Regions from separate parts of the Homo sapiens genome. Here all the other regions are linked to region 1. Evidence: chromatin loops called from intact Hi-C (ENCODE). Cell type or tissue: heart right ventricle. All regions are shown on one strand.

What was found. Peaks named below come from ENCODE experiments on the same cell type or tissue, not always from the same donor. Only the 100,000 strongest peaks of a DNase experiment are listed, where the experiment ranks them.
Region 2: a loop joins it to region 1, with 3 times the contacts of the local background. A loop is called at or near these places in 52 of 110 quality-filtered maps.
Region 3: it touches region 1 in a loop (2.2-fold over the local background); 35 of 110 quality-filtered maps call a loop at or near these places.
Region 4: a loop joins it to region 1, with 2.8 times the contacts of the local background. A loop is called at or near these places in 20 of 110 quality-filtered maps.
Region 5: it touches region 1 in a loop (2.8-fold over the local background); 47 of 110 quality-filtered maps call a loop at or near these places.
Region 6: a loop joins it to region 1, with 2.3 times the contacts of the local background. A loop is called at or near these places in 27 of 110 quality-filtered maps.

What each region holds. Positions count from the first base shown.
Region 1 is chr7:47,570,398-47,575,397 of GRCh38, forward strand. The region is part of intron 1 of TNS3 (tensin 3); the gene reads right to left. Among named protein-coding and RNA genes, the nearest start is that of TNS3, 9.2 kb to the right of the region's middle. In heart right ventricle, a CTCF peak has its summit at 1,884; DNase peaks (open chromatin) are centred at 338, 1,008, 1,404 and 4,464; H3K4me3 peaks cover 867 bases; H3K27ac peaks cover 4,462 bases.
Region 2 is chr7:47,441,828-47,446,827 of GRCh38, forward strand. It overlaps TNS3 (tensin 3), which reads right to left. Exons shown (of 31, transcript NM_022748.12): 5 at 176-228. Among named protein-coding and RNA genes, the nearest start is that of SNORD151, 20 kb to the right of the region's middle. In heart right ventricle, a CTCF peak has its summit at 3,060; no DNase peak of the experiment used is centred here; H3K27ac peaks cover 1,204 bases.
Region 3 is chr7:47,433,503-47,438,502 of GRCh38, forward strand. TNS3 (tensin 3) reads right to left here. Exons shown (of 31, transcript NM_022748.12): 7 at 3,761-3,811; 8 at 1,780-1,902. Among named protein-coding and RNA genes, the nearest start is that of SNORD151, 29 kb to the right of the region's middle. In heart right ventricle, a CTCF peak has its summit at 2,510; a DNase peak (open chromatin) is centred at 2,489.
Region 4 is chr7:47,492,166-47,497,165 of GRCh38, forward strand. All of the region lies in intron 3 of TNS3 (tensin 3), which reads right to left. Among named protein-coding and RNA genes, the nearest start is that of SNORD151, 30 kb to the left of the region's middle. RefSeq lists an enhancer at 1,424-2,015. In heart right ventricle, CTCF peaks have their summits at 2,561 and 2,765; a DNase peak (open chromatin) is centred at 2,557; H3K4me3 peaks cover 658 bases; H3K27ac peaks cover 3,245 bases.
Region 5 is chr7:47,451,038-47,456,037 of GRCh38, forward strand. All of the region lies in intron 4 of TNS3 (tensin 3), which reads right to left. Among named protein-coding and RNA genes, the nearest start is that of SNORD151, 11 kb to the right of the region's middle. In heart right ventricle, no CTCF peak of the experiment used is centred here; DNase peaks (open chromatin) are centred at 2,224 and 2,774; H3K4me3 peaks cover 1,498 bases; H3K27ac peaks cover 3,830 bases.
Region 6 is chr7:47,481,892-47,486,891 of GRCh38, forward strand. The region is part of intron 3 of TNS3 (tensin 3); the gene reads right to left. Among named protein-coding and RNA genes, the nearest start is that of SNORD151, 20 kb to the left of the region's middle. RefSeq lists an enhancer at 100-647. In heart right ventricle, a CTCF peak has its summit at 2,151 (motif pointing right); DNase peaks (open chromatin) are centred at 404 and 3,884; H3K27ac peaks cover 4,194 bases.

The DNA.
Region 1 (5,000 bases):
TTTGTCATCAACTTTCAATAACACAACAACTTGCAATGTGGCTATTTTCCAAGGAAATATCAGTAGGCTAGATTCTCAAGTCTGTAAGATGAGTTGTAAATGGTTCTCTTCTGCAAGTTAAAGGAATAATTTACAAAGCAAAACTCCAAGAATGAAAGTTGTGGCCCTAATAAAAACATGAACAAAAGCCTGGGAAAATGTGCCGGCATTTCCCTCTCTCCTCGTAAGCAATCACTTCTAGAATGTTTTCATCTAGATGTGTAACTATCCCCTCCCATAGTGAAGTGTGCCCAGTGAGCACCGGATTGGGAGGCCAGCCCCTGGCTGTCCAGAGGATGGAATGGAGGCTCTGAGTGATGTCACACCTTGGCAAGTACACGTAGCTAACTCTAAGCTCCTTCTAAAGCTCTTATCATTTTTTTTCTTTCTTTTTTTTTTTAAGCAGCAGCAGCCTTCTTGTCCTTGGAGGAATTCAGATTTAATGAGGACAGAGAGATACAACGAAAATTACACAACCCAATCCCACAGAATGTGAGCAGATGAAGGCCATGGCTAACTGGGCCTCAGAACAGAGGGCCAGGCCTCTGGTAGTCAGCGTCCCACCTGGACCACTCTGGAAGGGACATAGCCTGGGAAGGACTCAGGAGGCCCACAGCTCCACTCCCTTCTCAGTCAGTCTGTCTTGGGGGGCCCAACGTGGAGGAACTTGGGCCAATCTGAAAAACACTTCTTTTGGGGTCAGAGCTCTCAAAAGGGTGACCAACCACAGATGAAAGAAAAGGAATCGAAGGCTAACCTGGTTTCCACTGGAAAGAACCTCGGGTACACAGTGTCGACAGCTACTCCTAACAGCTCAGTGAGGTCCGTGCTATCAACACAGTTTTCAGCACCACTTCAGAGAAGTTTGGGGACCATCCCAGGGCCACAAAGAGAACAAGTGGCAGGGACGAGAAGGGGTGCCACCTGGGTTCCTGCAAAGCCTGCTCCCTTTCCGCTTCACCCCCAGGGTAAACAGGCAGGACAACGCAGCCACAGGCTGCACCCACGCTGGGGACTTCCTCTTGTTTGCTCAAAGCCATCTGGCAGTATGGGAAACGGAAAAGCTGGTGTCCCCAGAGCTGACAAGAGGCGAAACCGTGCAGAAAAACCAGTGTGTACAAATGAAAGGAGAGGCAGTACCTCCAGAGGGTCAAGGGGACTCCAGACAATAGCGATCACAGTCGGCCAAAAGCCTCTGTCCGCTCCCACTCATTCGCCCAGCTCATCTTGGCATTGAAAACGGAAGCCGGGTCTGTCTGGAAATCAGCTGGAACCTTTTTGGCTACAAAGCTGAACTCAGCACCAACAGCCCCCAGCTGGCCGCTCACCAAGAGTCCTGGTCACAGACTCACAGGCCAAGGTCGGCATTAAGCGGCCCAGTGCGTGTCTAGCCCTGTCAGCATGCCGCTGGCCACACAGCTGTGCTTGCCCCGTGCGTGGTGTCCCAGGGAACTATGCTTTGGAAGAACTAACCCAGTCTGTGAAGAGCTAGCCTGGCAGGAGCCACAGCACCTCCCACTCCTCTCACCGCCAGGGCCCACAGGTCCTGGCAGCCAGCCATCAGGGAGAGGAATGCAACTCCGCAGGGCATGACCACGCAGAGGGGCCACCTCACTGCTAGGTGTGAGGCTGCAGAGACCTCCCCATGGGCTCCGCACAGACAACCAGACACCCGACAAGCTGAGCTGATGTGGAATGGGCATGTTCTAAAAGAAGCAGCACTGACAAACATCTTTTACTCACAAATAGCCCGGCAGCCGAGGGACCATTTGGAGTAAGGCCATCCCTCCAGGGCGTTCTGAGAAGTCACTACAGTCATAAATGGGAGGGTGACACCCAGAGACCGGCAACGGCAACGCCTAGGTCGGGATCCAGGTTTGGGAGAACCATTCGCGCGGTAGTCACACACACACTATGCTTCTCACGCCCACTGCTGCAAACACCTTCGTGGGAAGAGGAAAATGAATGATCGTGTGTTCTGTTATCCTGTGAGAAGAGTGAGCCTTTAAAAAGTGAATAAACACCATTCCAGTTGTCGCAAAATCTCTACTAATAATAAGCAAAATGCCTTAAAAGCACAGTATGCTCTCGATGACCTATGTTTTGGATTATTCCTATTTAATGGAGGTGGGGGTGGGGAGTTAAAGAGCAACACATGATCGGGTGCAGTGGCTAAGGCCTGTAATCCCAGCACTTTGGGAGGCCGAGGCGGGCAGATCGCCTGAGGTCAGGAGTTCGAGACCAGCCTGGCCAACATGGTGAAACACTGTCTCTACTAAAAATACAAAAATTAGCGGGGCGTGGTGGCACACGTCTGTAGTCCCAGCTATGGAGGCTGAGGCAGAAGAATTATTTGAACCCGGGATGGGGAGGTTGCAGTGAGCTGAGATCGTGCCTGGGCGACAGAACGAGACTCCGTCTCAAAAAAAAAAAAAAGAGCAAAACATAGCAACTCTGTGTGTTGCGGGTTACCTGTCTCACTCAAATTTTTCATCAGAATAATCTGGTTACACCTGAATCCTTGCCAGTGGAAAATGAGAAAGGCCTCACAGGGATATGTGGGGAGTTGCCACCAGGGCTGCCCCAGAAATCAAGGGTCACGTGTGGCCCAGGCTTGGGAAAACATTTCTCAAACCACGTGGTCCCAATGCAGGCTGGATCTCCAGAGGTGGGGCCCACCCACCAGTCCTTCCCTCGGAAAGAGACCACGGCCCCAAGGACTGAAGCCCAACCAAGTAACTTAACTATTCATTATGCTAATATGCCCTTTGTTGAGGACCCAGGAGCCAACGCCCTGATACAAGCCAGCAGGGCAATGCCTTCACCCACCTCACGAGCAAGCCTATTCTTCCCTTATGGGCTGTGCTCTTGGAAATTTCTGTGCAGACTCTCTCCACCTCCCACCCTGGGGACACCCTGCCGCCCTCCACGCTGCCTCCCACCAGCCCGCTAGGTCGCTGGGGCATTGGTCTCAAATCTACAAGCGCCATGGAAAGTTGTCCAGGGCTTTGCCACAGTTCTCCGAAAGGGTGAAACACCCTACCTTGTGTCTTTGTATTCTTCTTTGCCTTCTGCAAATCCCCTTTGCTACTCCAGAACACAGCAGGTGGCCCTGCCCAGGGCCTCTGCCCACGCTGCCCCTCCATCGCGACGGGTCCTTCTGCAAAGTCGCCCAGGATTTAGTCCCTCACCTCCCCCAGCCCAGCATCCTCTTGGAAAGAAACACCAGTTGACTCCAGATAGAGCAACCCACCACCCCGTCTCTGGGCCTGCAGGCCTGCCCGGCCAGGGACCTCAAGTAATCCAGAGGAGAAACATTAGGATGAGTCTGCCTCCTCCTTGAGCCCCCAAATCCCACCAATTCTGCAAATGCCCACGTTGGAAAAGATGCCAGTAATTCTGGTTCAACATGTTCCAAGGAGGGGAAAACGACAGCCTGCTGTTGACATTCCTGATTTGGAATTGTGAACACATTCTTAGAGGGTAAAAATTAACCACCATCAGTTGGGGAAGGCATTATGGGGAGGGCATTATGGCTGCACTTCAAGGACTGATCACAAGAACCGCCTCACTCCAACTGCCCAGGGCCTGCATCGACGTTTTAACAGAGCCAAACCAGAGCGAGCCCAGTTCTGGACCGTTCCCTCAGAAAAGCAGCCGAGGAAACCCTGAGTAATTGCACTCATAGATCATAGGCTCTGGCATGTGGTTCCCAGACTGAACCATTTATCCAAATTAAAACCATTCTCCAGAAACAAAATCAGACCCTTTTAATTGAAAATAAAACCAAGCAACCCCGAAGGCTCTTTTTTTTTTAAATGAAAGACATTCTTCCTGCTTTCTCATCCCATTAATCACAGAGTTTACACAATCTGTCAAAATAGCTTGGTAAGAAGTCTCCCTCTTCCTTTTCCTGCAGGCCTGGTTTTTACCCTGGGGGTGATAACCTAGCCATGTTTAAGGACAGCGGGTGGACACCGTGAGAATCCAGCCAGCACCCTATGTCTCAACTGCAATTTGACCATATATACTAAGGAGTTCCAAAAAGCTTGTGCTCACCAAAAAAAAAATGGAAAGCAGGGACTTATACACCCATGTCCATAGCAGCATTATTCACAACAGCCGAAGGGTAGAAGTAACTGAAGTGTATCAACAGATGAATGGATAAACAAAATGTGCTATTCATACAGACACACACACACACACACACACCCCCACACACACGGTATTATTCAGCCTTAAAAAGAGAGAAATCGTGACACATGCTACAACATGGATGAAACCTTGAGTACAGTATTCTAAGTGAAATAAACAAATCACAAAAAATACAAATACTGTATGATTCCACTTGTATGAGGCACCCGATGTAGTCCGTTTCACAGGGACAGAAAGTAGAATGGTGGTTGCCAGGGACTGGGGGGAGGGGAACATGGGGAGTTAGTGCTTAAGGGACACCGAGTTTCAGTTCTGCAAAATGGAAAGAGTTCTGGAGCTGGAGGGTGGTGATGGCTGCACAACGTGAAGGTTCTTAATGTCGCCTAACTGCCGCAGTTAAACATGATTAAAACGACAAAGTTCATGTTATGCATGTTTTACCAAAGCTTAAAAAAAAAGATGTTTGTATTCTTTGATGCCAAAGAGTCTGCTAGAAATCCTTTCAAGAGCATGACTAGCTACGATCTGCCCAAAGACCTATGTGCAAGCATAACACAGGATGTAAATGATCAATGAACAAATAGTGAAGTCCAAATATCATGGTACATCCACATACTGGAGTACTATACTGTCATCAGCAGTCATATTTATGCAGAGCTATTTCTGGATTGGGAAATGCTTATACTGCCACATTGACTTTAAAATGCAGGATACAAAATAATACATATGGTATGATCTCAGCTTGGTAAATTAAAAAAGCACAGAAAACATATGGCACACAAGAAGGCTAAAATATGAACCTCTGT
Region 2 (5,000 bases), 130 kb before region 1:
GCATTTAGAAACGGACAGAAAACCTGGCCTGTATCACCTTTGATTGGCAATGTTTACAACCAAAGCAGAAATTATGATTTCTACAGAAGAAAATGATGCCATGCCCAAGTTTCCTCTGTAGAGAGCTGACCTACAGCCAGAGACACAGGAATGCATGACCCACACAGACACTCACCGCAGAGGTTTATCACGGCAGAGAGAACTGGACAGCGTGGAACTCCCTGGAGCCTGCAAATAACAAAACAAGGGTCATTTTGAAGTTTCCTTTCCTGCCAGTCTACATGACACAGACACCACTGAGAGGGAACAATGACAGCCGTTCCACAGTTTAATCATAAACAGCAAGTCAATCGTAACTACAAGCCCACCTTATCACCTCAGAAGGGTCTACACCATGTTGTGTGATTCAGCTCACCAGAGGACGCAGTGCCACTAACCAGCATCAGGACGGGCTTTCACAGGAGCCAGTGAGGCCACCCTCCAGTCAGGGCAAGGTAGGCATCGCTTGGCCTGCAAACAGTGCCCTGCCCTCCAACACAGGAGGTGCCAGATGACACCAGCGCTATGACTATCATGGCTGCTATTATTTACTTGAAAGAACCAATTAATGAGTGACTTTCAGGAATTCTCAGTCATACCTACTCTTTTTTAAAGAGCCTATTCAACAGGGAGAAAAGACTCGGGTTATAATTACTTTATAGTTATATAACTCTTCCTTGTGTGTAAGGGTTGTTATATACTATGGTGACAGAGATCTACTATTTCAGGAAAAATGCCCAGCAACTGTGTGAGTAAGAAGGCTCTTCAATATTTCAGAAGTGAGGAAATTGGGACTCAAAGAGGGAAGCGATCTTGTCAGATGGCAGAGGTGAATGGGGAAACCCAGACACCCACTACAGGGCTCCCTCAAAGTCTCTTTCTGCCCCAAGCCAGGTAATGCTGCACACAGGAGCCCAGAGACCCCCGAGTTGGGGGGACACAGAGCCTCCGGCACTCCTCCTGCTCCCCGATCAAAGCAGGCCCACAGACACCACCATCAGAGGCATCAACACCCCCGATCACACCTGGGATCCCACTCAGGCAGGTGCAGCTCACCTGGACTCCTTAGGCAAGAAATGAACAGAAAACAAATTCTATGTATATTTCGGAGACCAACAATACAGATGTTTTCCTGAAATCATACCAATGCAAAGCCTAGCGCCAATTCCAAAACCACAGAGATCATCGTCTCAGCCTCCCAAGACAGGGGCAGGATCTAGGGGCGTGCTCTTCAGTTCTACACCAAGGTGCCGGTGAGCTCAGCCCTGGGTCCACCTCCTCATTGTTTTTCCCGGGAAAGCCCCTTGGCCACTCCACTTCTTTGTCTCCTGCCTTTTGAAGTGAGAATAGTAACAGACAGGGCCAGTCTCATGGAGCTGTCCAGGGATTCACTGAGGTAATTCTGTCAATGGCTTGGAATCCAGCCTGGCACCGCATGGCCACTGCCCGTGCTGGGCAGACCTGGTCAAGTGAAGTCCCGTGGTCTCCAGACCCCGCCCACCCCTGACATCTGAGCTGCACCCCCTGCTCATCCCCTATGCCCACAAAGCTGCAGGAGGCTCCAAACATGTTCCTCTGATCTTCTCAAAGCCCTAACCCAAAGCCTTTCACAGCTCAGACTAGACAGCTACAAAACAGAAGACTACTCTTTTGCCTAGTAGAGCAGCAAAAATAAAAATCTTGAAAACATTTTTTAAAGTTTTGATGAAATATAAACAGATGCAAGATTTCAGAGGACAACTTGTCAGTGTGTATAAAAAGTATTTAGAATACGGCCGGGCACAGTGGCTCACACCTGTAATCCCAGCACTTTGAGAGGCCGAGGCGGGCAGATCACTTGAAGCCAGGAGTTCAAGACCACCCTGGCCAACATGGTGAAACCACGTCTCTACTAAAAATACAAAAATTAGCCTGCGTGGTGGCGCACACCTGTAATCCTAGCTACTCGGGAGGCTGAGGCACAAGAATCACTTGAACCTGGGAGGAGGAGGTTGCAGTGAGCCAAGATCGTGCCACTGCACTCCAGCCTGGGCAACAGAGCAAGACTCTGTCCCAAACAAATAAACAACAAAAAAAAAGTATTTAGAATACAATCCCAGAGTAAACTGAATGCACTAAAATGAAGTCTCCGAAAAGGTAAGGAAATGATACATCAAAAACCCGTTTAGGTTAATTCATACAATCTGTACATGTAACACTCAAATTCAAGCAGCTCAGATGCAATCCTAATAGAGCCAATCTCATTATGGGGAAACTCAGCTTAACCAGGGTCCCATTTAATTCAAAAAAGTATTCAATAAGCCAACATCTCAGGGGAGAACAGCAAGGAGTTTGATCGACCATGGTCCTGGGTCTTACATGAACCCACCAGGATCTGACTATATGTGTCCCACATCTTCACCAGACCACGCATCCAAAATACAGTGACTCCCATTGCAATGCCATGCTGGAGTACACTGGCCCAGTTCCTACAAGTGGGCTGTCGCTTCAGACCCTATGTCACGCTTATCATTTGACCGTGAAAGACTGGCACGCAACTTAACATATAAACAGCATTATATAACTCATGGGGCAAAACTATTTAACTCTCACATGACACATCATTCCAAGATGACAACCACACAAATACGTGACTGCTCACTGCCGGCACCAACGTGATGGGGTAGGAGTGTCACCGTCCCTCAGGCGGGGCCCTGACGGCAGGAGGGAAGGAGGGAAGGGTCCCAGAAGGCATGAGGACTCTGCTGTCCCTGACGGAACCCAGGGCCCATTTCCTCAGCTGCAGAGTGAGAAGGGCAGGTCAGACAGACCCACGGGATCTTCTCAATCCAATAGTCTCTGAATCCAATTCAGCATTATAGGCCTCGATACAGTAACTCCAATGTTCAAACCCCGAAACCATACAAATTGCAACCACTGCCAAAAAAACAAACAAAAAAAACCTTTTAAACCAATAGTTATATAATTTCTAAGGTCAAGGCCAATGGAGGAAACTGTAATCTGTGCTATCACCACAGGGAGGCCCCAGCACCTGAGCTGGTGAAAAGTCAGAAAGTGTTGAATTGCACAAAGTTGCTTACATGAAGTGTTCGGAAATGCAGGGTTCCTGTAAAGTGTCCCAGCATTGCCCAGAGACACCCCTTCCTTAACCTCTGTATTGGGAAGAGGGGCAGGAAGGAGGAATTCAGCCCGTCCCCCAACATACCCAATTTTCTATGTAAGTCTACATCCACTTAAAATCGAGGCGAGAAACCCAGCACAGCTCAGGGCCACCCTCCAAAAACACAGACAGCTTGACACCCACTCAAATCCCCAGCCCCAGACCCGCATCTGTCCACCTCATGCCTCCAGATGTGCAAACACAGGTCTGGCCACCTCCAAGGCATGTGGTGCTCAGCAGCTTCCATAGCACAACCCTGAAGAGCATTGCACGGAGCCCAGCAGAAACCCCAGTAAGCAGACATCACCACCCCTATGTTACATGTTACAGGTTGGTAACATAGGGATGGTGATGAGGAAATGAGGATTTGGTGGGCGGACGTGTTGGAATCCCACAGTTAAGCTGCAGTAGCACCTTCTGACACCAAAACTCTGTTCTCCTTCCATCTCCTGGCTTTCAGGTGGTCCACACCCTCTCCTGCACAGGCTGCCCCTGAATCACATGAACATCAGTGAGGATAAAAGACTCTTGCTTGGGGGAGCTGTTCTAGCCCCGTGCCAAAAAGGGCAGAGAAACTATGGCCCTTCCATCACTTCCAAGTCAGCGTCTGAGATCTCATGTGACTAAAATCCCCCTGAATCATTCAGGGGTTAAATCTGGAACCAAGTAGAGGACATGCCTATGACAGGTCCCCCTGACACACTGGGGTAGAACCCCCTCAGCTGCTTTGACTTGGACTAAAATGAGAACCAGGCCCCATACTGAACTGGAACTGCCGCCAAGAGTTTCTGAAATACTGTGCTTGTCAAGAGGAGACTCAGGGATACAATGTCACTGTAAGTCTTTATTTGAAAGTAAACAATACACCTACACTTGGGTTGCACAAATCTAAACCCTGTGTGTGCACCATAATGCATTTCATGACTGAAGGATGACTGAGAAACTAACTTGCTATAGGTTATATTAAACCTGGCTCCTGAGAAACCCGAAATCCTAACCTCATATAAGGTTTAAAAAACTCTCTCTACTTGTAGGCACCAGTCCTGCAAATCTGTGTTGCAAACTCACTCTCTAGGTGTTTTTTTCTTTTGTTTTGTTTTGTTTTGAGATAGAGTCTTGCTGTTGCACAGGCTGGAGTGCAGTGGCACGATCTCAGCTCACTGCAAGCTCCACCTCCCAGGTTCATGCCATTCTCCTGCCTCAGCCTCCCAAGTAGCTGGGACTACAGGTGCCTGCTACCATGCCCAGCTAATTTTTTTGTATTTTTAATAGAGGCAAGGTTCCACTCTCTAGGTGTTTTGAAAAGAGAGCTGCCTGCTCACGTCCTCAGAAGCCTTCCCAAGCTGTGGTTTCCTTGTGGACCCTATCGCCAATGTCAATCAAATCCAAGCCCTTAGTGATTAGAGTTTCCATGAGATAGAAACACAAGTTGCTTCTTTTGTTCTCTTGTTTTCCAGGGTGAAAAAACCCAGACAGCAAAGCCTCCCACCCAGCCTCTGCCCAGCCCATGCCTCCCTCACCTGTGTCCCTGTTGGCATGCTCTTATCACAGCCTTCAACACCCAAATAAGAGAAAGAGAAAAGGGAGGCCCAGGTAGAATCTGTGGTTAAGGTTAAACCTGCAAAAGGTAAGCCTGCAAAGACCGCCCTGTTCCAGGCTGCCTTTTTTTTTTTTTTTTTTTTTTTTTGAGTCTCACTGTCGCCCAGGCTGGAGTGCAGTGGCATGATCACGGCTGACTGCAGCCTCTCAGTGACTTCTCGGGCTCAGATCATCCTCCCACCTCATCCTCTCAAGTAGCTGG
Region 3 (5,000 bases), 140 kb before region 1:
GGTCCCCACTAGGACCCATATGTTTTAAATAATCTCATCATTTCTTTCAATTTCATTTAAAAAATTGAAGTGAACAACAACTAAAATGGAATAAATGGCCAAGGATGGCACTTTTCAAGTCCAGCAACTCCAAGAGACTTCTGACAATGCAGCAGGCAGCAGGTCTGGGTGTGCCCTAGAACCTGCACTTTCCACAGGTGCTGCTGCTGGGCCCAGGCTCACAGCTCAGGAATGCTGCTTAGAACAGCTTGCTACGTGATCCTGGGCAATGATGATCCATCAATATCAGGCTCACTGTGTCAAAATCACCACACCAAGCCTGAAAAGCATAGGTTGTTTTAATTAACAAGAATTATATTTATTTAAAAGTCCGTCTGTCTATCTCTCTCTCTCTCTCTCTCTCTCTCTCTCTCTCTCTCTTAGTTTGCACCAAAACACAATTTGGGTGAAGGATCCATAATCTAAAATAATACTTGAAAAGATCAGGTCATCACGGACGATTTGGTGGTCCTAATGGGTGTACCTGTCCATTTGGGGGGAAAATATGATCAAGTTAGATGTGAGGAAAGAGACAACACTAGAGAGAAGCAAATAACATCTGTGTGCCCCGATGGAAGTTTTCTGCACATCAAGTGGTCATCATATGCCTTACAGCTGTAAACACCATCCACAAGCCAGCCTACCTAGTGCCTTTGCAGGAAAGATATACTGAGAGTCTAATATAACTCAAAGGGAAGCTTCTTTCAAACTAAATTCCATAATACAATGGATTTCTGTGCAGTTTTTTAGTGTAAAAGAGTCCGGAAGAAAAAAAAAAAAAAAACTTCTATCTTGAACCGTCAACACTTCCTAGATACTTTGATGGTCCTAAGAATGCTTTGTCAAACACACAAAATAGGGAGCTGCCCATTAATGAACAGTGACCCCAGCCCACTGGCTACATCCTTTCCCAAAGGATTCCTCCCTGACTCAAGGTGTGACTGGAATAAGAGCTTTTCTCTAATAGTAAGTTTCTGGCAGGAGGGTTAAGCTTCACACACTTACCCCTCAGTGAGTTTGCTTTCAGTCCAACCCCTTTCAACAACAATCACATTTGAGGAGCAGTACAAAGCAGTTGAGAAAACTGGGAATTAAGAGGAAAGATCCCAGGAGGTGGGAGGAGGAAGCATGGAAGGAGCCCGATGCAGCCAGGAGGAGGAGTGCCCACCAGCTATGCACCTGGGCTGCTGGCATCCACCAACCCTGCTGGGGCTGACAGACAGACAGTCCCGGCCACTCTGTGAAGATGTACAGGCCATGTCTGCACTGCAATGGCTCCACGTGGAAAGGACAACACGTTTACTGCAATGGCATCATGCCATCATCTAGTCCATCAACTGATTACCATAACTCAAGATGGCATGGAAAGTCTGACACAGTCCATCTGAAAAGGGCATACATAGCTCTTTTGAAAAGGAGGGCTTTCCATGAAAAATAAAATTTAATAAAAATGAAACGATTTGCTCTCATAATCGTGGTCAATTTGGGGTCAACAGTTTCAAATGTCCAGCTACACATTCAGGGACCACAATCCTATAAATTCTAAAGCCAAACTTGGGGAGGTGTGATAACTCTGTTTCCTTCTTTAAGAGCAAGTAGGAAAACCTAAAGACAAACCCATAAGGAGCACATCGCACCAGCTCAAAGCGGAAATGTGCTCAGATGCAGCATTGGTCTCCATCTCAACTCCAAAGGCTGAAGCCCAGCCAGACCCCCAAATGTGAGAGGGGGCGCACTCACCCTGCAGTGAATGACGACCACATGCTGGAGGTTGCTGTTCAGCCAGGACTCCTGCGCCTTGCATATGGTACACATCTTATCCAGGGGCGGTGCGTGGAGCTCTGGCCAGCCCACATCCATGATCTGCAACAAGAAAGGGGAGCTTCCTCGGTTTCCATTTCCTAAAACCTTCTGAGGCCATCTCACAATGACTTCTTTCATCATCAGTACATTTCATTTGGGAGTAAAGAACATGCTGGGTGACCCTTTCCTAAAACTCAGTGAGCATGAGGATCAACTTCCTTCACTGGGAAGAAAAAATAAAGCATTATACTGCCCATGTGATGCCTCTTCTTCCAGGGGCTCATCTGCTCTTCTGCAGCTGGGGTGACAATTCTAGAAAGGTCTTTGAGTTGCTGATGGTGCAGGTTGTGTGGACGGGGCTGCAGTCCAGTGAGATCACAAACAGGAGTCCTAGGCCCAAGCTGCTGCCAAAATCTCCCCACTCGGGTTAAAATCCCAGTTTGGAGAGTGCAGCCAGCCATCTCCCACACCGTGCGGACAACACCTCAGAGACAATCTCCTGGAAAGGCAGCACTTAAGGAGGAAGCACCTTCAAAACTCTAATTAAGTTTGGTGCTTGGACAAAGAAAATCACCACCATGTGCTAAAGACACAGTGACTCGGTGCAGAACTGCAGCTCTGAGCGTCCTGAGGCACACACAAGTCCACAGTGGCCCACAGTGGCCACACGGGGGTGTTGCTTTTCCTTTGATTTCCTTTTGTCAGTAGGACGAGGACAAGGAGCTCTATCTTATGATGAAAGTCGTAGAAATAGTGTAAGACTGTTGGAAATTTCAGAAAGTTGCCAGGAAGTAGGAAAAGTCACTACCCCTGCCACCACTCAAAGATAACCACTGCAATGTTTTCATGAATCCCTTAGTCTCTTTTCTGTATACATTTAGCATAATTGAGATACTATTATACATAAATTCTATACTCTACTATTGTTAACTAGTATTAAAATAGGCAACTTATCATGTTTCTGCTTTGTTACTCTAATGGCTGCAAAATATTTCAACATATAGAATATACATACATATATGTACCACAACTTATGTTGACTCAGTCTTAAAATTATCCCAAACTTTGCTGTTGAAAATGATCATGAAGGGTGAGGGGCAAGGGGAATGAGAGCATTAGGACAAATACTTAATGCATGAGGGGCCTAAAACCTAGATGACAGGTTGATAGGTGCAGCAAATCACCATGGCATATGTGTATCTATGTAACAAACCTGCACGTTCTGCACCTGTATCCCAGAACTTAAAGTAAAATTTGAAAAAATTTTAAAAATTTTTTAAAAAATGAAAATTATCATGAAAGGAGTGGATTAGTATGACCATAAAGAGATACTAGCAGAAGAGAGCCCCATGCTGATGGAAATGTTTTGTCTCTTGTTTGTGGTGGCTTAACAAATCTATACACATGATGCAGTTTAGATTTATTCTATACATATATTTGTTATAGATTTGTTCCATGCATATATATATGCAGTATATATGAAAGATCCCAGGAGGCGGGAGGAGGAAGCATCATGTGTATAGATTTGTTCTATACATATATATTAGTATTTATCATCTATACACACGATGCCGAGAAACACACATGTACGCAAAACCAGGGAAATGTGAGTGAGGTCCGTGGACTATACCAATGCCAACTTCCTGACCTAGATATTTCACTATTAGTGTTGTAAGATTCTCCCACTGGAAAGACTGGGTGAGAAGTACAGGAGATCTCTGTATTATTTTCACAACTTCCTACGAATCTCTAACTATTTCAAACTGAAAAAAAAGTAATTAAAATAATTGATATGAACAATTCCTAATACTCCTTATCAAGTCACATTCCACAAAGACTAGTAGCAAATTATTTTTGCACAAAATAAGCATTGTTTACATTTTACAAAATGCAGAATATAAAGGGATGAACTCTGTACCTTTGGGTTAAGCTTCGTAAGGTCATATCTCTTTTCTGAAAGGTTTAATACCTATAAAAGAGAGGAAAAATTGCCTTGCATAAAATAGATTTTAATATTTTAAAAATTAATACTTTAATTTTTATTTAATTTTAATTAATACTAATTTTTTAAAAAAATATCTAAAATCTTCACACTCACAAATCAGGGGGAAAAAAAGCTTTTAGACAAATCCTTGACATCAGAGATGAAAGCAGAAAACACATTGCATTTTTACATGATGTTTCCCTTCCAGGTACCGAGGATCAGAAAAGATTGAAAAATACAGACTTGTGTGGTCACAGAATAAAAAACAAATAAAATAAATAAGATAAGGATGGCATACAGAACCCTTACACATAAAGTCTATATTCTACTTCTTCAACTAGTATTAAACCAGGCGATTTACTGTGTTACTATTTTTTTTTAATTCTCATGGCTACAAAATATCCCAACATATAGGATACACACACACACACACACACACACACACACACACACACACGTATAAAATATATAATATAAAATATATATACACATATATATAAAATAAATATCACGGTCTTGCTCCTGACAACACAAACTGACCCGATAGAGAGGTGGTACATGGTGGGGAAGGCTGTCCCTCCTCTATGGCCTGGTGGCCCCAGGCCTGGAAAGGGCTGAGTTCATGCCCGGCCAAAAGCCATGGCCTAAGTTCACTGAAAAATCACAGCCATTTGTGGAACCTTGCTAAATACTCAAGTAGTTCAAAATGAAAATAATAATAATAATAATAATAATAATAATAATGTTCCAGCAGCAAGGAGCCTTAAAAATTAACTAAACGTCCCTCTCACTTCAGAGTCAGAGATGTGAGGAAAGTGGAGGGTGGGGGCTTGTCCTGGTCACCCAGCAAGCCCTGTTTATGACAAGGGGGGGCGCTGCTTTGTGACCCACAGTTCATTTCTAACCCTGCACAAGAAAAAGATCCCTGCCATAGCCATTTTGCAGGGAGAGCTCTGGCCCTGACAAGGCCCCACAGACAGGTGCTGGCCAGGGCTCCAGGCCCTCTGCATGGTCTCTTTGGGGAAGGGGGACTGGGGAAGAGGGGAAGGATGGCCAGAGAGGAGACTCAGGATGCGCTGACCAGCCTGGGAGTGGCTTCCAAAGGAAGGAGCCATGGTCCTGCAGAGCACACCGCCTCAGTGATGAAGGAGGAAGCCCTGAGGAGGAGAGGGCC
Region 4 (5,000 bases), 78 kb before region 1:
CAGGGAGTCATCATCTCATGTCCACCCTACACTGGCTTTCTGTCATGGCTCTGGCCACCCCACAGTGGGGGCAGCCCCTCACCACAGCTCTCTGTTTGGCCAGCAGCAGGAAGGCTGGGTTTGGAGCCCATGTGCCTGGTGCGCAGGCCTTCATGGAGGACACAGCCGCATATCGGCAGGCTGCCCTGCCTGCCGCACGGTAGACTCCAGGGCCTGGCACTGTCAGCTCCCCACACCTGATCTCTTCTTATCCTCTTTCCTCACCTGCAGCCAACATAGTCCAGGCTCAACTCCCTTGCCTAACCCTACCTCCCACCTGTGAGCCTCAGCCCAGGCTGCTCCCTCTGCCTGGAAAACCACCTGCCCACCTCCTACTGGGCAGGTGCCTGTGCCTCAAGGCCCAGTGGCAAGGCCCCTTCTTCAGGAGACACACAAATAAGATGTGCTTTTATTTCTGCTTCAAGAGAAGAGCACAGAAATGTTATGACCCTCTGCTCCTGTGATTTTGTAATATCCTCTTCTTATTTTAAAGGAAAAGGTCCAAGGAGGCAGTAACACTAAAACAAAGCACAGTTTTCCGAGGCTTTTAAAATGAGGGGTGGGCCCCACATCCACCAGGGAGCAGGCAAGCAGGTGTTTGTATTTTCAACCACGCCAGCCTCATGCTGAGAAAGGCGGGGTTCCGGACATGGAGCTCTGGAGCAGGAGGAGCTCCCACTGCCTGTGAGAGCCAAGGCCCGTTCATCAGGACGGCACTGAGCTCACAGGGAGCAGAGCCTCGGGCGATGACATCAGCTAATGCCACCCCCAGCTCCTGCTTCTTGGGGGTCTGTGGCATCTGAGGTTTCCATATGAAATCAATAGCAGGCTCTTCATATCAAGCCCTGGCTTCCACTGACCTGTTGCTAATGACAAGGCAGAGGAAGTGGTCACCCCTAGGGAGGGGATGCCCAGATCTCGAATAAAACCACCCTCCAGAGTGAAGCGCAGAGCTCTGACAGTCAATGTTCAGTGGTCATCCGTAAAGAAAAGGAATAGCACAAATAAGTGAGCTGGTCACTTCGCCAGACTTTGGGTCAGTTGTCTCAACCTCTCATTCATTCATTCATTGCAGAATGGCATATCAAATATCACACTTCGGGGCACTCGGAGATGAGAAAGAATTAGCAGTTGCCTTCGAAATTCAGTTTAAAATGGAAGAAAAGGTATAAACATACAACAGTTATTCAGGGAAGAAAATGGTAAATTCCACAAAGGTAGGCACCAGAGAAATTTTCCCTGAAATACATTTTGGCAAGAGTGTTTAACAATCACATGATGAACAGTTTGGGTTTTACCAACTGTCCTTTGCTCTAAAGAAGGCTGACAAGAGGCCGGGCGCGGTGGCTCACACCTGTAATCCCAGCACTTTGGGAGGCCAAGGCGGGTGGATCACGAGGTCAGGAGATCGAGACCATCCTGGCTAACACGCTGAAACCCTGTCTCTACTAAAAATACAAAAAAAAAAAAAAAAATAGCCGGGCATGGTGGCGGGCGCCTGTAGTCCCAGCTACTTGGGAGGCTGAGGCAGGAGAATGGCATGAACCCAGGAGGCGGAGCTTGCAATGAGCCGAGATCGCGCCACTGCACTCCAGCCTGGGCAACAGAGCGAGACTCCGTCTCAAAAAAAAAAAAAAGCTGACAAGAAAAGAAAACATGAGAAACCCTAAGAGCTCACAACTTATCAAATCTTTTAAAATTAAGCATTGAGCTGCAAATGGCCAACTGGCCAACTCTAATGTCCACATAAGCATATTTCATGAAACCCAAACTAGTTCCTGCTGGTCTGAAGCTAAACTGCCACCCCTGTTCACAAAATCTTGATAATGGCATTCCATTTAACTCTAATGTCCACATAAACATATTCCATGAAACCTAAACTGGTTCCTGCAGGTCTAAAGCTAAACTTCCACCCCTGTTCACAAAATCCTGCCAGTGGCATTCCTCTCTGCCCAGTGTCTCAAATTCAAAACCTAAGGATTACTCACAAGCCGTGCCTCTGACCCACCGGGTGGGTATGCCAATCCTAACAGGTCTACCTTTAAAATGCCCACAAGTCTACTTCCTACTGACCCCACCCATTGTTCAAGGTTGGGCCACTCCAGCTCTTGCTGGGCAGTGCTAAGCTTTCTAACCAACCTCCTGAGGTTCAATCGACTCCCCTCCAAATGCTTTTTAGAAGTAAAGAAACCTCTGAAAAAGCGAAAGGTTTTAGATAAAGATTCTGAAAGCAGAATTTCTCACATCACAGTATTGCAACCATTCAGCCATTCTATCCACTCCACCTCCCCTGAAAGACACAGTTGTGAGTTTGTTATTCTAAAGACCTTCTGAACAGGGGGCAGTTTCCAGTGATAAGGGAGGGTTAACAGCTCAGATCCTTGCACACCGCTTTATTAAGAACAGAAAGGAAGCCTGCGGGCTTCGGAAAGTTCCAGGGTAATTTGGAGTTGAGGGTGCACAGACACACACACAGTGCGCAGAAAGGCAGGAGTTGAAATGCCTAGAAACACACAAAAATGAACTCCGCCAGCTGCTCCCGGGAGGCGGAGAGAGGGCGCCCCGCGAGCTATTTCTGTGCTTGACAGAAAATGGGAGTAGGCACTTCCTGAATCCCTGCCTAAAATTAACTGCTTTACAAAAGGGGGGAAGGGGAAACCCATGGTGAAACAAGTTTTATTTTACAATTCAAAATCTGGAGGTGGGGATTTGAATGCTTCGTTATGGGTTTTGGCCCCGCTGATAAAAATGTGGCTGAAAAAAAGAAGAAATGGGGGCTTCACTAGGAAACCTACCCTTCAGAAGTAGCCCCACAAAAATAAAGCCAGCGGTTTGATTAGAAACGTTCTTCTCCCCGGCGCCTGTAGTCCCAGCTACTCGGGAGGCTGAGGCAGGAGAATAGCGTGAACCCGGGAGGCGGAGCTTGCAGTGAGCCGAGATTGCGCCACTGCACCCCAGCCTGGGCGACAGAGCCAGACTCCGTCTCAAAAAAAAAAAAAAAAAAAAAGAAACGTTCTTCTCCCCATGGAACGTGAAGCCATGTCTCAATGAGAGGCATGAAGGCGCATGCACAGCAACACTGGTGCAGTCGCCAGAGAGCACAGGCTTCAGTGCCGCACATCAACTAAGTGCCTGTCCTGTGGTCTAGGGGGCTGAGACTCATGGACACACACGCTGACAACATGAGAGGGCAGCGTCTGGGGCAGGGGCTGCACGAGACAGAGTGGGGTATCTGGAAGTATGGTGGGCACAGGGCCACGACCCCCGCCCTGAGGACGAGGCCTGCAGAGGTCTCTCCTAGCCTGACAGGGATGGTTATGTCCCAACAGGGGCGGGCTTCCAACACCTCTCCCAGCCTGAACTCAGGCTCTGGAAGACCTGAGTCTGAACGGGCCATAGAGAGGTCTCAGGAACAAGATCCCACTGGGAACCTACACTCAGAGCCAGAATGCAGTCTCCCAGCCAGAGCCAGGGCCCAGGACTGCCAGAAAGTCCCGGAGATAAGCTTCTGCAGAGATGACATTGCTAGATGCCAGGGTGGGTGGCATCCATGTGGAAGAATGACTGTAGTAGAAATTTTAAAAAGATGCACTGCATATGGTGTCTAAACATTGAAAGAGAACAGGCCGTTCTGCAGCTCCCCAACTGCAGCACACCTTCCTCCTCCATCTCGGCAGAGGGAAGGGGTAAGGACAGACCACTCAGGAGAGCAGTGGACGAAACCACACACATTATGACAAGTGGATTTCTAACCTGGACAGAGCCAGAGGCAGGGTCAGAGAGGAAGAGCTGTGATCCAGAAGGAGCACACGGTGCCACAGGGCTGGGGAGAGGCCCCGATGCCACCCAGCCCAGAAGCCCAGAGGTGAAGAGGCCCTGGATTGAGGAGAGGAGAGGACCCCAGTGAGCCTGGAGGAGGGGTGACAGGATAATGGGAGGAAGCATACATTATAGACTCTGAGCAGTTCAAAAACTGAATGGTGGTCTGAAAAAAGGGGTAGTAAGATAAGCACGTCAAAAAAGGACATCACTGAACAGGATGTGAGCTCACACAGGGGAATACAGAGTTTGGGGTCTTCTAGAAAGGGGCCAAGGGCTCCTGCAGATGGCAGCCAGAGTCAGCAGAAAGAGCACCTGGGGCCACATGTGTGGAAGGAGGGACGTTTCCCCTGTGACCAGAGCTGATGGGCAGGAGGTGCTGGAGCCAAATGGCATTTTCAGGAGTGTTTCAAGCTGATTAATGTCAGGCTGGTAGCTTGGAAGCAGGCGGGGGGAGGTGAGGTATTTTCACCAGGGGAATCAGCAGAGGCTGCCAATCAGCCCGCTGCACCCCCAGCAGGGTATAAACCCTCATCTGCACACCACCGGCCAGAACGTGTTTCAAGAGAAGCGGGAGTAAAAGCGATGGTGGCCAACGCAAACAGAGTCTGAGTGGGAGAGTCCACGCACACGCAGTACAGAACGCCAGGCACAGGTGAGAGAGGCGGAGGGCTGGGGATGCATCTGTACCTGCTCGTCAGGGGCTTGTGGGAAATCACATCAGAAGTCCAAGACCAAGCAGGCAGGGACACCTGCAGCACCCAGCTCTGCCCTAGGCCCAGATACCCTGGCTGCAGCGATGTGGGCCAGGACTACGGAAGTCCTCTGTGGGGTGAGCCAAGGCAGGGTGAGCCTGTGCAAATGCAGGAGGCTGGGGGGAGTAGAAAGAAGGGCAGCCAGTCAGGGGAAAGGTCACAGAGCTGGCCAGAACCAAGGCAGCATCGAGCAAGAGGCACTTGGATTCCAGTGTCAGAAAATATTAAGCCCACGGCTCTGCCATTAGCCATATGGAACCACTTTCAGGTGGGCCTCAGGCTAAGTCTGAGGCACTAATTAAGCCCACTAAATGGAATTTGTTTGCTTAAAAGAGCAGACCCCATTCTCAGAAGAAAATTTAGAAAATATATATACTTTCTTGTCAT
Region 5 (5,000 bases), 120 kb before region 1:
GCAGGAGGATTGTTTGAACCCAGGAGGTGGAGGTTGCAGTGAGCCAAGATCATGTCATTGCACTCCAGCCTGAGACGCTGTCTAAAAAATAAGAAAAAGCAGCCCTTTTATGGACGTCATGTTAGGAATCCCAGCAAGGCCTAAGCCTGCAAAGAGAATATCAGCTCCCCTGGGTGTCCCCAGGGCCTGTGCGCTGCTCCTAGCAGCCTGACCAGCCCTGAAAACTAGCAGTGTAAACAGCTCTGTAAAAAGAAACAAAAGGCCAGGCACAGTGGCTCACGTCTGTAATCCCAGCATTTTGGGAGGTGGAGGCAAATGGATCACTTGAGGCCAGGAGTTCGAGACCAACCTGGCCAACATGGCGAAATCCTGTCTCTACTAAAAATACAAAAAATTAGCCGGGCGTGGTGGTATGTGGCTGTAGTCCCAGGTACTCCAGAGGCTAAGGCAGGAAAATCGCTCAAACCCAGGAGGTGGAGATTGCAGTGAGCCGAGATGGTGCCACTGCACTCCAGCCTGGGCAACAGAGCGAGACTCCATCTCCAATAAATAAATAAATCAAAAGAAACAAAAGCCACGGATAAATCCACAAGGAAGCAGGACTATGAACAGCCCGGTGACGAGAGACACAGATCACAGCTGCCGGGCCATGTGTGAGGTGAGGACAATTAAACAGGTTGGGCTGAGACACCTCTGCACATTCTGTTTTTGTTTCACCAAGCAAATGGAGAAGAAATAAATGTAAAATCTTTTTCAAAGGCAACAACCTGAACAACATTCAGCTGGCAAATTTCAAGGCATTTATTTGTTCATCCTTCATTGATTCCTCCACCACCCAGCACATACGACTTGGGGGTTCAGCACACACTCTTTGTAATACTAATGCCTGGGTAGGCAGCCAGCTCTACTGCTCGAGTAAGCCGTCTGATCTTGGGAATTTACTTGCCCTCTGTGTGACTCAGTTTTCTCATCTGGAAAAGGGAGACAGAAACAGCATTCTTGGAAGGATTAAATAAGGAAACATAAACATAGGGCTTAGAACAGTGCCTGGCCAGTAATAAGTGCCAAAGAAATATTAGCTACTTATTCCATCATCTTATTTCTGTGTCAGGCCTCTGTGAGGCCCTGGAAATGCACTTTATCCACAAGTTATTAGGATCCCCCTTAGATCACAAAACCAGCTGTGACCACAATGCCCATTTAACAGTAGGAGAAACAATGCTCAGAGAGGGTAAGTGATTTTCCCAAAGCCACACAGTTAATAAGACATTTTTTTCCCTTCCAGAACAAGAATACCAGGAACCAATTAATTGTCAGGATTGCCCAACTTGATTTTCTGCTTAATGCTTTTAAACATAAGCAGCAATCGTTAAGAACTGCCAGAGAAAGTACACCCCATGGAGGGTGGGAAACTAAAATAAAGTCATCTTGTCATTTTACCTTCATGTTCAACTATGAGAAACAACAGACTAAGATTGTATCTCTATTTATTTGTAACGAAATAGTCACAGGATCCTGCCTCCCTGGCCAGGAGCTCAGGCTGGTTTGGAACCATATGGAAGGAGGCAGCTCAGGAAGACTGGCAGCAGGGAGAGGTAAGCAACACTCAGGGAGGACACAGAGATGTCAGCATTTCCAAAGAAGTCGGAAGCTCCCCTTTGCTCTTCTCACAAATAAGTTTCCCAAGAAGGGGCAGATGGGGCGGATGGTTCTTAGGACACAAGGTCCCACCGAACATCTGCAGCATTGAAGTGAAAGGGGAAAAATGACTTGGAAATGCCCCTTCACTGCAAAGCAGCCAGTACCGGAGGCCACAGAGGAGGGTGGCCAGGGACAGACAAAGTGCCCAGTGCCAGCCCAGCCGAGAGGCGGCACGTGGGGAGTTGGGAACTTACTGTGCTGGGCCTGGGCAGGGACCACCGGCCAGGGCTGCTTTTCCCTTCCAGAAACAGCTCCTCCTACGTTTCGCTCCTTCCCCTGCTTTAGTCAAGCACACCCCTCTTCGTGTTAATGTCTCGGCAGCTCTGGGCATAAAGGAGGCAGCTGGAATAGCCCACCAGGTGGGAGAGCCTGGTGAGTGTGGGAGTCCCCAGAACCACAGCCAGGAGCAGCTGGCAGGTGTGCCCGGCCCCACGGTGAGCACGCAGGCATGGAGCTCACAGGACAATGTCCGCCCGGGGCTGAGGGCCAGCCTGCCGAGGGCCAGCCTGCCAAGGGCCTGAGGGACAGGAACAAGAACAGCGCTCTCCGGGAGAGCCTTCTGACCAGGAAGCTGAGTGGCTGTGCCTTCCTGGGGACTAGCCACTAGGGAGAACCGCCTCTCAAAAGTTCCCCCAGGAAAAACAAAACCTACTTCGAGCTGCTGGGAGGGCAGGTTACTCACCTCTGTATCCCAGGTAACAGATGCCTGATGCCCACTGGCCTTCCTCCCTCCCTCTTTCCTTCCTCTCCCCCAACCCCATTCTCTCCTTTACCACTTCCTTCCTTAGTTCATTTTTGCTCCACTTCATTCCAAATAGAATTTGAGATGACTCATCGAATGAATTCAACATAACTAAATAAAATTTTTAAAATAAAAACCAAACCAATAAACAAGCACAAAAACAGGGTTAAAGACAAGAGTGGCCAGGCCAGAGAGAAGGAAAGGTATGCAGCGAAACCTCAGTTATGGGAATGAGGCACCAGACGGTTCTGAGTTACAAAACGGGAGATGGAGGCCGGATACACGGCAGATCTTGGTGACATAGAGTCCCGGACCTGCCCGAGGCGGGTTTATTTCCTCACTTAGCACTCAGAGCTAAGAGGAAGGGTGGCCAGCCCGGGCCACATCGTGTCCTCAGCTGTTAGACTCACCCAGGCAGCTGTTTAAACTGATCTCACTGATCTCATGACTACATGGTCAGTCACGTCCCTTTAACTGACAGGGAGATTTGTGTGTGCTTTTTTGTAACATCTTACATGCACTTACATTCTTTTATTTTTATCACTTATTTCATAACGAAAACATTTCTTCACATAGAAAAGTGGACCAAGGGAGGGGAGGTGGGGAGGGCCTCATTGGGCCCCCAGCATAACCCTATCAGTGGGCAGGGTGTTCTGGGGGCGCCCATTCCACTGGAAACCACGTGGTGTCTCCTTCCAGGCTGAACACAAACAGGGGGCCCCAGTTTATAACTAGCCAGGGGTGCACTGCTCAGACCAGGCTCAGCTCCACAAGGCAGCCTGCGCTTCCTGCCACCTGCCCACCATTTGGCAGGGGCAGACACAGCAGTGACGGCAGGGGGTCAAAATAGGACCACCTGTCCCTTTACTGGCCACAGTCATCAGACCCGGAGACACTAAACAGGACTTTAACTCCTCCGAGCATTGGTTTCCACCTCTGTGAAACTAGCTGACAACACCACCAGCCTCCCAGGATCTCTGTGGGGACTAAGAAGATGCCTCAAGGCACCAAGCCCAAGCCAGCAGCACTCATCATCAGCCCTGGGGGAGAGAGGAGGGTTGCATGTGTTGTTTCCAGTCCAACTCCCGCATTTTACAATGGAGGAAAGGCCATGGGGAGGGGCTGCTCTGGGGGGGCAACAGCTGGGCAGGGTGTGGCACCCTGAGGACAGGCCAGTTTATTCCTTACTTCATGGTGACAGAAAACAGGCCGAGCCCTAGAGAGCCAGCTCTCTCAAAGTACCCCCAATGGGAGTGTCCTCAACTGCAGGCAGCGGCCAGCCAGGCAGAGCCAGGCAGGGGGCTCCCATCCATAGGCGAGCAAGTTAGCAAGGGCGGCCTGGGAGGGAAGTGCCTTCTCTAGAAGGTGACAACATTGTTAATGAGCCCGTGTTAATGTCAGTCATCTCCGGAGTCTGAAAGTGCCCTGCAGCAGGTGGGAGGGGTTATGTATGCTGAGTCCACTCTGGAGTATGCCCTGCAGAGCTGCGTTCTGTCCTGTTAGATGTCCCACCCAAACTCACACAGATCCCCCTGCAGAGAGCCTGGAAACCAGCCCCTCAGGGCACAGCACAGGCATCCCAAGGACAGCCCCACCAAACCCCCAGCATACAGATACCTGGTCCTGTCCACATGGGATGTCGGGGGTGCTGACGGGGGCAAGACCCACAGATGCTGACCACCATGGGCCACAGAGATAGGTCTCTGGCCCTGCAGCCAGCTGGTTCCATACAATAGCTCAATGTTTGCAAGGCTGAGGGAAGGGCCTAATTCACCCACCCCAGCCTGGCCAACTCTGATGGGCAAAGGGGCTGCCCAGAGAATGCTGAGAGGATCACCCCAACTCAGACCAGGACCATACCTGCCTCCACACCCAGAAGGGCACAGCAGGGCTTTTGCTTTAGAATGAAGAGCTAATGAATTGCACTGACACTGACAGAGCAGCCTTAACCTGGAGTTTATCCCACAATAATCAGATTCATATGGATAACCCTGGAAACAACAAGCAGAGAGGGCTCTGAGCAGCCCTGCTTCCCTTTCATATCCACAAATGCAAACAAGTATTTGCAGGAGGGCTAGCCCATTTCAGGCACTGCAGGGAGAATGCAGGTGTGACAGAGGGGAAAGACCAGGATGGACTGAAAACTGAATGGATGAGAATCCTGTCCTGGAGGTGCTGGATAAGTACACATTTAAGACCCCATAAAGGAGAGAGAAGGCAGTGCCAGAGGTGGCGGCGATGGGCACCTGGGAGAAGAAGAGCTCGTCTCCAGCTCTAGAAACCACGGCCACTTTGCAGATCCATCAGGGCAGCTCTTGGGATAGGCCAGGATGGCTAGAAAGCATCTGATACAAAGTGGGCGCCTGTGGCAGAGGTGGGGCAGGAGGAGCAAATTCCTTCAGAGGACAGAGTCTGGGCAGAGAAATGGAGGCACACTGCGTGTGGTGGGTGGGGCAGCCAGGAGTGACACACGCCATGCTCACAGGATGCATGAGAAAGAGGCTCAAGCCCGGGCTCAAGGAGCCCAAATGCCAGATGATGAATCCATGACGATGAA
Region 6 (5,000 bases), 89 kb before region 1:
TCTGGGCCTCAGTTTCCACATCTGAAAACTGCAGGTAACAATAGTGCCTTCCGGGCAGGGTCATGGTGAGAATTAAGAGATGGCGCGTGAGGAGCTCAGAAGAGTGGCACAGGGCAGGGGCTAAGGGAGCCAGGCAGGCATTGCGCTGCTCTGGGGGGCCGCTCAGGAGCCAGGCGCCAGCAAACAGGATTCAGTTCCTGGTGAGTGACCTCACTCCTTAGCTTTCTCCTGGCACTGCCCCCTCCAGATCCCTGGCACCTGCCTTCTCAAAGAGTTTTCTGAAAATGTGCAACCGAAGGAGAATCGTAGAGAATCTCAGAGATCTGACTAATTGTACTTGTGGTTTGGAGTGGGCGGCGGCGTAATCTTGGCTTTTACCAGGATAACTATTTATAGCCTCTTGCTTATCTTACGCAGTCCAGTCCTCAGGGAGTATGTGACACATGGCCGTTCCTGTGTCTGGGACACATCATTACTCCACCATGGCTCTGACTCAGACGGATGTCTGGGGCAGGGGTCCTCTCTCAGGGCCCCTTTAAAGTTTGATGAATGGATGAGAGAATAAGTAAACAAATAAATGTAAAGCAAAACAAAACAAAAACAGCTTTGGAAACAGAAGGAGTCACAGACAAAACCTTACAGGATGGCGGAAACAGCCGGACAAGGAGACCCCATGGTTAACAGAGCGGTGTGACTTATCTCCCCTCAAGCATGGTATCTACTCAGTGCACACATGCATCTTGTTGCCTCACTCCACATGTGACATGCAGGCAAGAAATGTGCGAAGAATCAGGGCCCCTGCCTTTCAAACTCACTATCAGCATTCCTGCAATGGCATGTCAAGCATGATGAAAAAAAAAATGAGCTATGAAGGCAGGAAAACACAAAGAGGAAACTTAAATGCATATTACTAAGTGAAAGAAGCCACTCTGAAAAGGCCACATACTGTATGATTTCAACTCTGTGACATTCTGGAAAAGGCAAAACTATGGGACAGTGAAAAGGTCAGTGAAAGCCAGGGATTAGGAGGGAGAGAGGAACAGGCAGAGCACAGAGACTCTTTAGGGCCATGAAGCTATTCTGCTTGACACTATAAGGATGGACGCACGTCATTCTGCATTTGTCTAAACCCACAGAATGTACAACACCAGGAGAGAATCCTAATGTAAACCGAGGGCTCTGGTTACTAAGACTGTATCAATATTGGCTAATCAAGTGTAACAAATGTACCACAGGAATGGAAAATGTTTATATATGAAGAGGAAGAAGAGTGTGTCCAATTTTTTTTTTTTTTTTGAGACGGAGTCTCACTCTGTCACCCAGGCTAGAGTGCAGTGGCACGATCTTGGCTCACTGCAAGCTCCGCCTCCCGGGTTCACGCCATTCTCCTGCCTCAGCCTCTCGAGTAGCTGGGACTACAGGCGCCCGCCACCACGCCTGGCTAATTTTTTGTATTTTTAGTAGAGATGGGGTTTCACTGTGTGAGCCAGGATAGTCTCGATCTCCTGACCTCATGATCCACCCACCTCGGCCTCCCAAAGTACTGGGATTACAGGCGTGAGCCACCATACCTGGCCTGAGTGTCTGATTTTTGTATAAATCTAAAACTCTCTTAAAAATACAGTCTATAATACATTTTTTAAATTCACTCTCTGGAAGCACACGTTTGTTGAGACAATGAAAAGAAAAGCCTTGTGCAATGTCAGAAACTTGAGTTTTAAAGACGGCAGCCACTTAAGGATTTGGTCCAGAAGCCAGGTCTGTGTGTTCCCACATCCCTCTGTGGCCAGATGGGGTGCAATAACGGCCCACCACCTGGCCTGGCCCCAGGGTGTCCTACAGAAAAGGAGAGGTGAGCTCTGTAAGCCGGGACTGCCCGAGTCCCATCTCACCCCAGACCATCCACGGCTTATATGGCTAACCGGCTCGCGCGATAAGTTGGCACGCCCAATCTTGTCGAACTCCATCCATCACTTGTGCTGCACATTTTCACTGACAGCCTTCTCCTGCCAGGACTTCACTTGGAAATGAAGCAGACTGGTCCCTAACCCCACAGAGCTTACGGCTCACGTAATAGAAACTGCATAAAATGAATCGTTTTTAAGAAAGTGAGCTGGGGAACAGTAGGGGGCGAGCAGCCCCCAGGTTCTGCAGAGCAAATGGCAGGCAGCCTTGCCCTGAGCCTCCACATTCGCATCCTACTGAACTTGCTCCTCTCTTCCAAGAGAACCAGTCACAGGCCCTACTGTCTGTTTGCACATGTGCTGTTACAAAATGCAGACAAAAATGTCTCAGGAAAGACCTTTTGTGGGAGTGGATTTGCAAATAAAAATGCACATGGAGCACCAACCAGAGAAAAAGGGACATTCTAGAAGCAAAGAGTCACCTGTTGATAAAGAGAAAACTCATCATTTCTATAAGTACAAACATCTCATTTAGCAAAAACCATGACCAAGTGAACACAGAGGGCACTTGTTCTTTCAATGTGGCTAAAACCAGATTCCAGGACAGGAAGTCCCTGAAAAGAGACTGTATTTCCGTCACACTTTTCCTCCCTTATACTAAGGCAGGTAAGCTGACCACAGACAGAACCACAGGATGAGGCGGCCGGGCTGGGGATGCTCATACCGGCCTGCTCAGCACCAAGGAACCTATGGGGACTGTGCGACGGTGCTATCAGCTGCATTTGCTGGACAGTCAAGTGTCACTTGCTGTTCTTCAGCCTTAGCAGAGGCAGAAGCACAGTGCTTCCGTGCACAGAGCTGCATCCCTGCTGGAGCGCACACAGCTCTCCACTGATCTACAGGCTGCCCTGCCTCCCATGCATCAGGAGGGTATCTCCTGTGGATGGAGCCAGGTAAGGGAGTAAGGCACACCTGCTTGCTCTCCTCACCTCAAACTCCAGCTCTGATCACACATTCCCCAGCACTGTGGGGTTCTTTCACTGTTTTCACTGGACAGAGGGAAGCACCGTGGGTCGGGGCCAACTCCAGGTGGGCTTGGCCTTCCTCGGCACAAAGAAGCTAACACTTCTTTAGCACTTATGTTCTTAACATGCCAGTCTGACTTATTCAGAGAGAGCAGCCACCCAACGCTGCAGGGCTGGGAGGGTCCCGGTGCACTGCATCCCCTGAGACCGTCCTGCAGACGCCAACCAGAAGCCTCTGAGCTGCGCCTGGCCCCATCAGTGCACAGCCAGCATGGCTGGGATGTGTGCGGTGGCATGGCCAGGAGTCTAGATGGGCACCCGCTGGCCTTGTGCTTTGCCTGCTCTGTAACATGATGCTGAGTGAGCTGCAGGGGCGTGAAAGGATGAGACAAGAACCAGGCAGCGTTCCCTGTGTCAAGGCACACTCCTGGGGAGGCCCACGGCTCATCCAATGTGTGGACTCGAATCAGCTGGATAAACACGAAACAGTGCCCTGTCTGTAGGTCTTTCTCTGTAGCCCTCACAATAAGGCCAGCGAGCCCCCACTCTGTGTATGAGAAGCTGCGTCTCAGAGAGGGCCAGCGCCAGCCACGGGAACTCTCCCAGAGATGACTCCAGCTGGTGCCCCAGCTCCAGGCTCCTCTCCTGATAGGAGCTGCACCCTCTCTCATAATGAGCAGCTCCCTCAGGGATTAGGGTGACAAGAGGTGACAACAGTGAGACAAGGAAGGGGGCAGAGCAGCTCCCGTTAGCAGCTACAGAAGGCTGGAGAGAAGGCAGTGGGTCATGGGCTGTGGGCCAAAAGCCATGGGCTGTGGCATCCCCGGGATCCGTCCCTCCCATGGTGGAGGCGAGGGCCCCTCTGAGAAGCCTGTTTGGGAGCCTCTTTATTGCCTTCTTTCAGCTATCCTGGGATCCTAATCTACTGTTCCCAAGGAAACCACAAACAAACACTGCTGTGCCTGCCCCACACCTGGCTACGTGGGTGCCTGGGTACACTGGCATCAATAACCTTGTCCCCAAGCCAGCAGGTCCACAGGACAGAGGGGCAGAGGGACAAGTGCTTGCCACCAAGTCATGACTGTGTCCTTGGGAATGTGAGTGTGTGGGTGAGCGTATGTGTGTGTGGATGAGTGTGAGTGTGGGTGTGTGAATGTGGGTGAGTGTGGGTGTGTGAGTGTGGGTGTGTGGAGGTGAGTGTGTGTGGGGGTGAGTGCAGGTGTGTGAGTGTGGGTGTGTGGGTGAGTGTGTGTGTGTGAGTGACTACATGTGGTGGTGTCTGTGTTTGACTAGGTATATTTTACTGTGGATATCTGCAAATATATTCTTTTGTGTGAATGTGTGTAAGTTTGAGAGTGTTGTGAGTTTGCATATGAGTGGGTGAGTCAGTAGTTATGTGCATGGGAGTGTAAAAGTGTAGGGGGTGTGAGCGTGTGTGCTTGTGAGAATGTATGAACGTGCATGTGTGAAACTGAGTTTTGTAAGTGTGTCTGTGTGTGTTTCTATGTATGCCTATGCCTCATGTGTGTGTATTGATGTGAGAGCGTGTCTGTGTGTGTCTCCGTGTGTGAGTGTATACCTGTATGTGTCTCTGTGTGTTTGTGTGTGTGCACACACAACAAAGCTTAGCCCTGCAGTTCCATCCCCCAAGGTGAATGAAAGCACTTCAGCTAACAAGTACATTCTGCCTTAGAAAGTGCTTTCATCCAAGGTGCACTGGCCCGGCCACCATTACCCCCAGTGCTAACAGACACAGGGCCTCGGGTGCAGATCTTCCTCAGTAAGGAGTGAGATCAACTCTTCAAACCTGAACCAATCCCTCTCTGCTTACTTCTGGGAGATCCAAGTCCTGGGAGAAATAAAGGACAACTCAGTTCTCCTCGTGCTTGACCGACATTGTTTTCCTTTTGATGAACACAATAAAACTCCAAACTCAGCTTTTATTGTTGTTTCTTATTAAATTTCACTTTGTAAACAGCCATATAGAAAGTGACATTTTTCCATCAGTTTCTCTAAAGCCGTGTGGGTATAGCTGATGCACTACATATTCTGTATAAACATGCATATTCTG